Linked DNA regions of Homo sapiens: region 1 is linked to region 2. Evidence: chromatin contacts called from ENCODE Hi-C or POLR2A ChIA-PET data. All regions are on one chromosome and are shown on one strand. Each heading gives the region's core, a stretch centred on a gene start or an enhancer-like site at or near the end of the contact. The rest is flanking DNA. Distances are from core to core; before and after follow the strand shown. Region 1 overlaps EXT2 (exostosin glycosyltransferase 2). Region 2 overlaps ALX4 (ALX homeobox 4).

What was found. Hi-C counts contacts between places; a loop is a spot of excess contacts on that map. ChIA-PET counts read pairs that join two places held with the same protein, here RNA polymerase II (POLR2A). Pooled maps may share reads with other maps.
Region 1: a loop to region 2 is called in a map of GM18951, with 2.6 times the contacts of the local background. The contact joins two enhancer-like sites. A Hi-C loop is called at or near these places in 15 of 168 maps with a recorded cell type or tissue (GM12878, GM13976, GM18951 and 9 more), 31 of 37 single-sample maps with no recorded cell type and 23 of 50 pooled maps. POLR2A ChIA-PET finds 5 or more read pairs at or near these places in 1 of 52 experiments (A673).

Annotation. Positions count from the first base shown.
Region 1 is chr11:44,111,241-44,114,141 of GRCh38, forward strand. All of the region lies in intron 3 of EXT2 (exostosin glycosyltransferase 2), which reads left to right. Among named protein-coding and RNA genes, the nearest start is that of EXT2, 17 kb to the left of the region's middle. RefSeq lists an enhancer at 2,207-2,256. Within about 2 kb of position 1,396, at least 3 of the 41 ENCODE cell types and tissues checked have a DNase peak (open chromatin) inside an H3K27ac peak, as active enhancers do.
Region 2 is chr11:44,268,428-44,271,573 of GRCh38, forward strand. The region is part of intron 2 of ALX4 (ALX homeobox 4); the gene reads right to left. Among named protein-coding and RNA genes, the nearest start is that of ALX4, 40 kb to the right of the region's middle. RefSeq lists an enhancer at 1-3,146. Within about 2 kb of position 1,829, at least 4 of the 41 ENCODE cell types and tissues checked have a DNase peak (open chromatin) inside an H3K27ac peak, as active enhancers do.

The DNA.
Region 1 (2,901 bases), core at 146-2,645, 160 kb before region 2:
TCTCTTTCAATTAAAAAAAAATCCATACACATGATACATATATACTTTGTGCAAGGGTCGAACAGCATGCAAGTGTATAAAGAGTAAAACGTAAAAACCTGCTTTGATTCCCTCCTCTGTTTTCACTCCCTTCCTGAAAGATACTTATATTAAAATATGATGTGTTTTTCTAGTCTTTTTTCTATGGATTTAGACACAAGCACACATACAAACCAATTTTATTTTAACTTGAGTAGGAGCATATTTCATGACTTATACATCTTTTAATGACTTAACTGATGTTAGTTTTCTCAGATGTGTTCTGTAATACCGTTACTACCTTGGATTTCTTATCCTTTCTTTGCAAATATCTCTCACACATTTCTACTTTTATGTGGGTGTTTATTTATTTACTTAAACTTGTTATGGAAAATTTCACACCTATATAAAGAAGCGAGACTAGTACAGTGAACACCACATATCCTCTGTCCAGCTTCGATCATTATCTTGAGGCCCGTCTTGTTTCATCCTTACTCTCATCTACCTCCACCTCCGCTAGATTATCTAGAAACAAATGCCAGACATCAGATCCTTGCATCTGTAAATATTGTGTGAATCTCTGCATGATACAGCCTTTTCAAAAAATGTAACTAACTATAATACTATTATCATACCTAAGAAAATTAACAATAATTTTTCCATATCACCAAATAGTCACTAAATATCTAGCCTTTGCTCATGTTTACCTGTCTCACAAATATTGTTTTACAGTTTGTTTGACTCAGTGAACAAATAAGGATGACCGATAGAATCGGTCTGCTTTTTTGGGTTTTGTTTTGTGCAAAACCTGAAGCTTTATATTTGAGGAATTTGCAGGCCTGATTCCATGCATGGTTTAAAGGAAAGCAAAGGACAAACTTGCAGCCTCACTGTGTTTAGGCACTGCGAATACTTAGATAGCAGGAGGAGAACTGTGAGAAAACATGCAGAACACTGGGTTAGGGAGGGTGGAGAATACAAGGCCGTGGAGAGGAAGGCTCAGTGTCAGAGGAGACGTCCCAGAATCAGGCAGCCCTGCAAAGTGCTAAAAATGCTGGAGAGCGCCTCCAGTGATTATAATACTTGGCCTGACCTGAGTCAGATCATCATATTAATACTTCTTTAGCTGCAGGTTTTCTTTTCAGTCTCTTGCAGCTTTGGAACTAATCTCTGATTTGGGGATACATAATGGGAAAACAGAATGTGCTGTTCAGAAATTCACTTTTCAGTCAATGTAAACCATGTGTTCTGTAAAGCAAGGGATGCTTACAATATTTTCTCCATTATAATGTAATGGAGACCTTGGCAGAAGAAGATACAGTGCCTTAGAGTGCATGCCAGTAGCAGGGCTGGCATGAGGCCAGTTTGACTAATTGCAGTCGTGGCTCTTTTTGAGATGACAAACAGACTGCATGTGGATGATCTTCAGCGTAAGGCATGCTTCTGATTGCTGCTTTCCTACTGCCAGTGCTGAACATTCACCTTAACCCCCCTGGAACAGAATAACAAGTTTGGGGCCCCGGGGACAGAATAACAGTAAAGGTTGATGTGATATACAACTGCTTCCTTTCTCTGCACATACACACCCACTTCTCCTCTGGGGCTGTGAGTGTAATAGCCTAATCACCCACGACCCTGGCTTACCTGGACTGCCTGGTGCCTGAATATTGCATCCATGTCTGCTTCTCTGCACATAGGCCATGGGGCCCATAGAGTCTGCTTGCCATCATGGTCATGGAACCTGCCCAAGTTCATGTTGGATGGTTTCAGTGCTGCATGATAATCAGGAAAAATAAGACCGTATGTTGGTACTAAGGATAGTTATTACATTTTACAGAGTAGACCGGCAGCTGGAGAAGTTTTTAGCCTGCAGGTTACCTCACTCACCAGTTCTTGGTTTCATAAAGCTTAAACAAACAGAGTGGGATTTCCAGGGGTGGTTTGAAAATCTTTGAACCTAAACTGGTCATGTTAGAAGGGAATGTAGGTTGTCATCAGGGCAGGGAGGGGATTGGTAGCAATCAATATTGCAAAAAATGTGGTTTCTCAGTTGAGACATCTTGGCTCAGACTTTGTAGTGTGTGTTGCCCTAGAAAGTGATTTCGATGGGTTTGGGGTCCTGGGAGAGAATAACAGTAAAAGTTGGTGTGATATACACCTGCTTCCTTTCTCTGATGAAGTGTCATTGTACTACTTGCTGGATCCAGTTAAAACAATGTGGTCACTGTTTTCTAATTAAGGAGAGTAACGGCTAGTACAAGCAAACTGCAAGAGAAGCACTGAGGGTTTAATTCTAGGTTCTGCTTCCTGTATAGGGAATTGGGTTAATAAGACTAAGTAGCTGGAATGGACAGTGAGAGCCGGTGGAGGCTACATGATTGACATGTAACTCTGAGATGATGGTGGAAAGAACTGCTTGAGGCAGGGATTGGAGAGAGGCTGGGGTGTAAGCGATGTGAAATGTGATACTTTCTGGCCACCACTGCTTTCCAGGACCATTGTGTTCTGAGATTCTAGCCAGTGGTTGGTAAATGACTTCCCCAACCAGTCTTCCCATGCAGAACTGTTACTCCTGTTATTGTAAATGTGTTTATTTATAAAGTATGACTAGGGAGAGGTGAATGGGATCTGAGGGAGGTAGCAGAGAGGCTGTCCGTAAGGTGTCCTCTGGACTATGATGTGTTTCAAAAACTGGGAAGTAAGGAAAGGGTATTTAGGACCCCGGGGGAAGGCTGGTGATTCAAGGATAGAACGCAGCTGATGGCCCCGAGATGCGTGTATAAGGCATTGTCTTTATAGAAAACTGACTCTGTAAACGTTAGCTGGTTTTGATAATAAAGACTCAGTAATTCCTGTTCCTCTCCACAGTGTGTATCAGAATAA
Region 2 (3,146 bases), core at 579-3,078:
AAAATCTTGTGTAGAAGCGTGGCCTGATGGTGAGAGGAAGTGGAGGCCAACCCGTCACTGAGCACAAGTGGATGGGATGTTGGCCTGATTGGGAGCCCAACGGGGGAGGGGAGGTCTCTGAGTCAGCTGTGAGCACTGGGGTTTTTGGTGACGGGGAGTATTGGGTCCTTTTCCTTTGCACGAGCATTTCTGGAAGGCTGAGAACTTTCCCAAGGCTCAAGAGCAAGAGCTGCCCTACCCCTGGCCCATGACTTAGGATCTGGAGAAGGGGTGATGGGGACGGGGTGGGTGAGAGAGGGAGAGTGAGGAGGGATCAGCTTCCAGGCCAGGAATGGCTTTAGGCTGATTCAGAGATGGACCGTGGTGCTCCTCAGAGGGAGGCCTCTGCCAGCTTGATGTGCACTTGTCTGCTGGCTTTGCAGACTCAGATGCAAGTGGGCACACCTCAGACAGCACGCTGCAGACCGGGAGAACAGAGCCATGACAATAGCCTCAGCTGCAGAGCCATAAGGAGCCTTGCCAGGCCCTTCCAGGCCCAGGCATCAAGAAAGCCAACTTTCCTGAGGTCCAGTCCCTGCTCTCCAGGTGGAAACATTTCTCCATCCATCACGACCAATGCAGCTGCTGAGCTAAATATAGGAGTCAGCTCTCAAAATTCCTCTGCCTCAGAGCCTTTGAGCTTCCTAGGAACCACTGCGAGGAGGGGAGAAGGAGGTGTGGACGTGCTTCCTCACAGACGCTGCCTGGCCTCTTTGGGCATCCAGTGTAGCTGGCCAATGGACAGGCTCATAGGAGCACTGGTATTGCCAAGGGCCTCAGTTTCTGCATGGCGAATGGTACCTCATAGTCGCAGCAGGGGAGATAGATGGGAAATGCAGTCCAAGAATGTTTAGAGTACTTCCCATTTGTTTCTTTACAGCTCCTGACCTTTCTCACTGTCTTTTGCTAGAGGAAAGAGGTCAAGGAAGATGGGGATGTATCTCATGTTACTGTGAGGAGGGTGGGGGTGAGCAGGGGTGTACATTATTATGTTTCTCCACTCCTGTACCAACTCACTTTCCCCTCCCTAATCCTAAGCATGTGTGTGCGTGCACGAGTGTACCCACTAGTGTGGCTACACGCACGTGCATGTGTGCACACACATTGACTGGGGGAGGAGAAGCCTCTTCCTTAGAAACGGACCCTCTCCCCAGTTTGGGGTCTCAGCCCCTGCCCTGGCCTCCCAGGGCCCCTTTTCCTCCAGGGATTCCTAGGGTCCAGGCCCTGGCTGCCCACTGGGAGCCAAGGACAGATGGGGTCTCCTCTCTGTGCTGCTGAAATGGGATCCCTCTTTATCAGTGGCCTGGGATGGGAGACTGGGGCCAGGATGAGAGAATGAATCAGAGGAGCTTGTTTTCATTTCATGTTTAATTTCCTGCAGGCTTAGCTCCGTCTTTCCGCTCCTTCCTCAGCCTCCCAGGGTTTTCTGTGGGGGAAGCTGGGGGGAGGGGAGAAGCCACTGGAGGCACGGAGAGAGATGGCTTCTCTTTTTCTTTTTGTCACTGTGACTGTTGGGGTTCTCCTTGTGTCTCTGTGGGTTCCAGGTCCCCATGGTGGGACTGTGGAAGTGGAAGATGTCCCTACAGGCTCTGGAACAGAGGATCCAGGGATGGGCGGGGAGGGACCCCGAAGAGGGAAGGAGGTGGCCAGCGCCTGGCAAAGGGGTCTAGAGTGGAGGGAGGAGCCATGTGGGGGAGTGGAATGTGGGGCGCGGGCTCGCTGGAGCTGAGTGTGAGGGAGGAGGAGATGTGGGTTATCTGGGGAAGACAGATGACCAGGCGGGGGAGAGGCCAGCAGAGCTAGCACCGTCTTTGGAACAGGAGTGGAAGAAGGTCAGGCTGAGGGATTTATTTGAGGGCTGAAGATGGAAATGGTGAGAGGCGGGTGAGCGACCGGTGGGAGCAGGGCTGCCCACCTCCTCCCTCCTTCTTCTCCTGTTCCTTTGTCCTGGGGCCTTACCCTGCGCACCCAGTTCTGGCTTTTCTGCCCAGATCCAGACATGAGCTAGGTGAGCCTGGCCGGTCCTCAATATCCTCCCCAGTAAATTGGAGGCAGCAAGGGTATCCTCACGACCCCTTCTATGCTCACATCTGCAGGTCCTGAGGCTTGGAGTGTCCATCCATTTCTGACCCCTGGCGCCCCAGGGGCTCCGAGAGCTCCCTTCCAGATGCCACACCAACCCCCACGCCCGTTCCTGTGCCTCCCAGCTCTGCACCGCAGGCCTGTCTCCACTGTGCAGCCCCAGGAGGACAGCCAACCACGAGGTCCCCACTGTTCTCCCGGTCTGAATGTCATACCTCAGGACCACCCCAGCCTGGGCCCACTCAGCACAGGCCTCTCCCGAGGACCGGGCTGTGCAAGGAACCAACTGTCTTGGCGGAGGCCTCGCTAACCGCAGCCCATCTGGGGCCAGGGCGGGGTGGCCCAGGGCGGGGAGGCCTCTGTCTTATTGTCTTCAGACACCAGCTGCAGAGATTGGAATCCCAGACAGCAGAGAGAGGCCCCTGCAGCCCCCTGGAGCAGGGCCAAACCCTAGGCTTCTTCCCAGGAAAAGTCCATCTTGGGGCCCCCATTGCCCCGTCCCTGTCCCCACCACCACTCTACGCCAGGCACCTGGCTTGCCACCAGCTGAGTATGGGCCCTGAACAAACACAGCAGAGGCAGGCAGGGGGTTCCATCACCACCCCCTTACCCCCCCAGGGCACTGCCAGGCTTAGGGCTCAACCCAGAGGTCTGACGCACATGAAGATCCCACCCACCCTGCTGCCTTTATACAAAGAAAAGCCTCTGAACAATCTGGCATGTGTCCTTGTACAGCAAACTAAAGTCAAAGAAGCACTAGGCTGCGACTCAGGAGTCCCGGATTCCAGTCGCAGTGCTGCTACTGAGTGGCTGCTGTTAACTTCAGGTTATGACTTCCCACCTATGGGCCTCTTCTTCCTCGTCTATCAAATGGGAAGATGGGGTGATCATTTCCAGCACTACCGTTCTATAGTTCTGTGGTCCTCCCACTAGGTGATAAGATATGCAGCACGTCAGAGTTTCCCTTTCTGCCTTGGCTGCCAGGAAGCTCCAAGTTGAAGTTTGTGCTCAATGGCAACCATGAA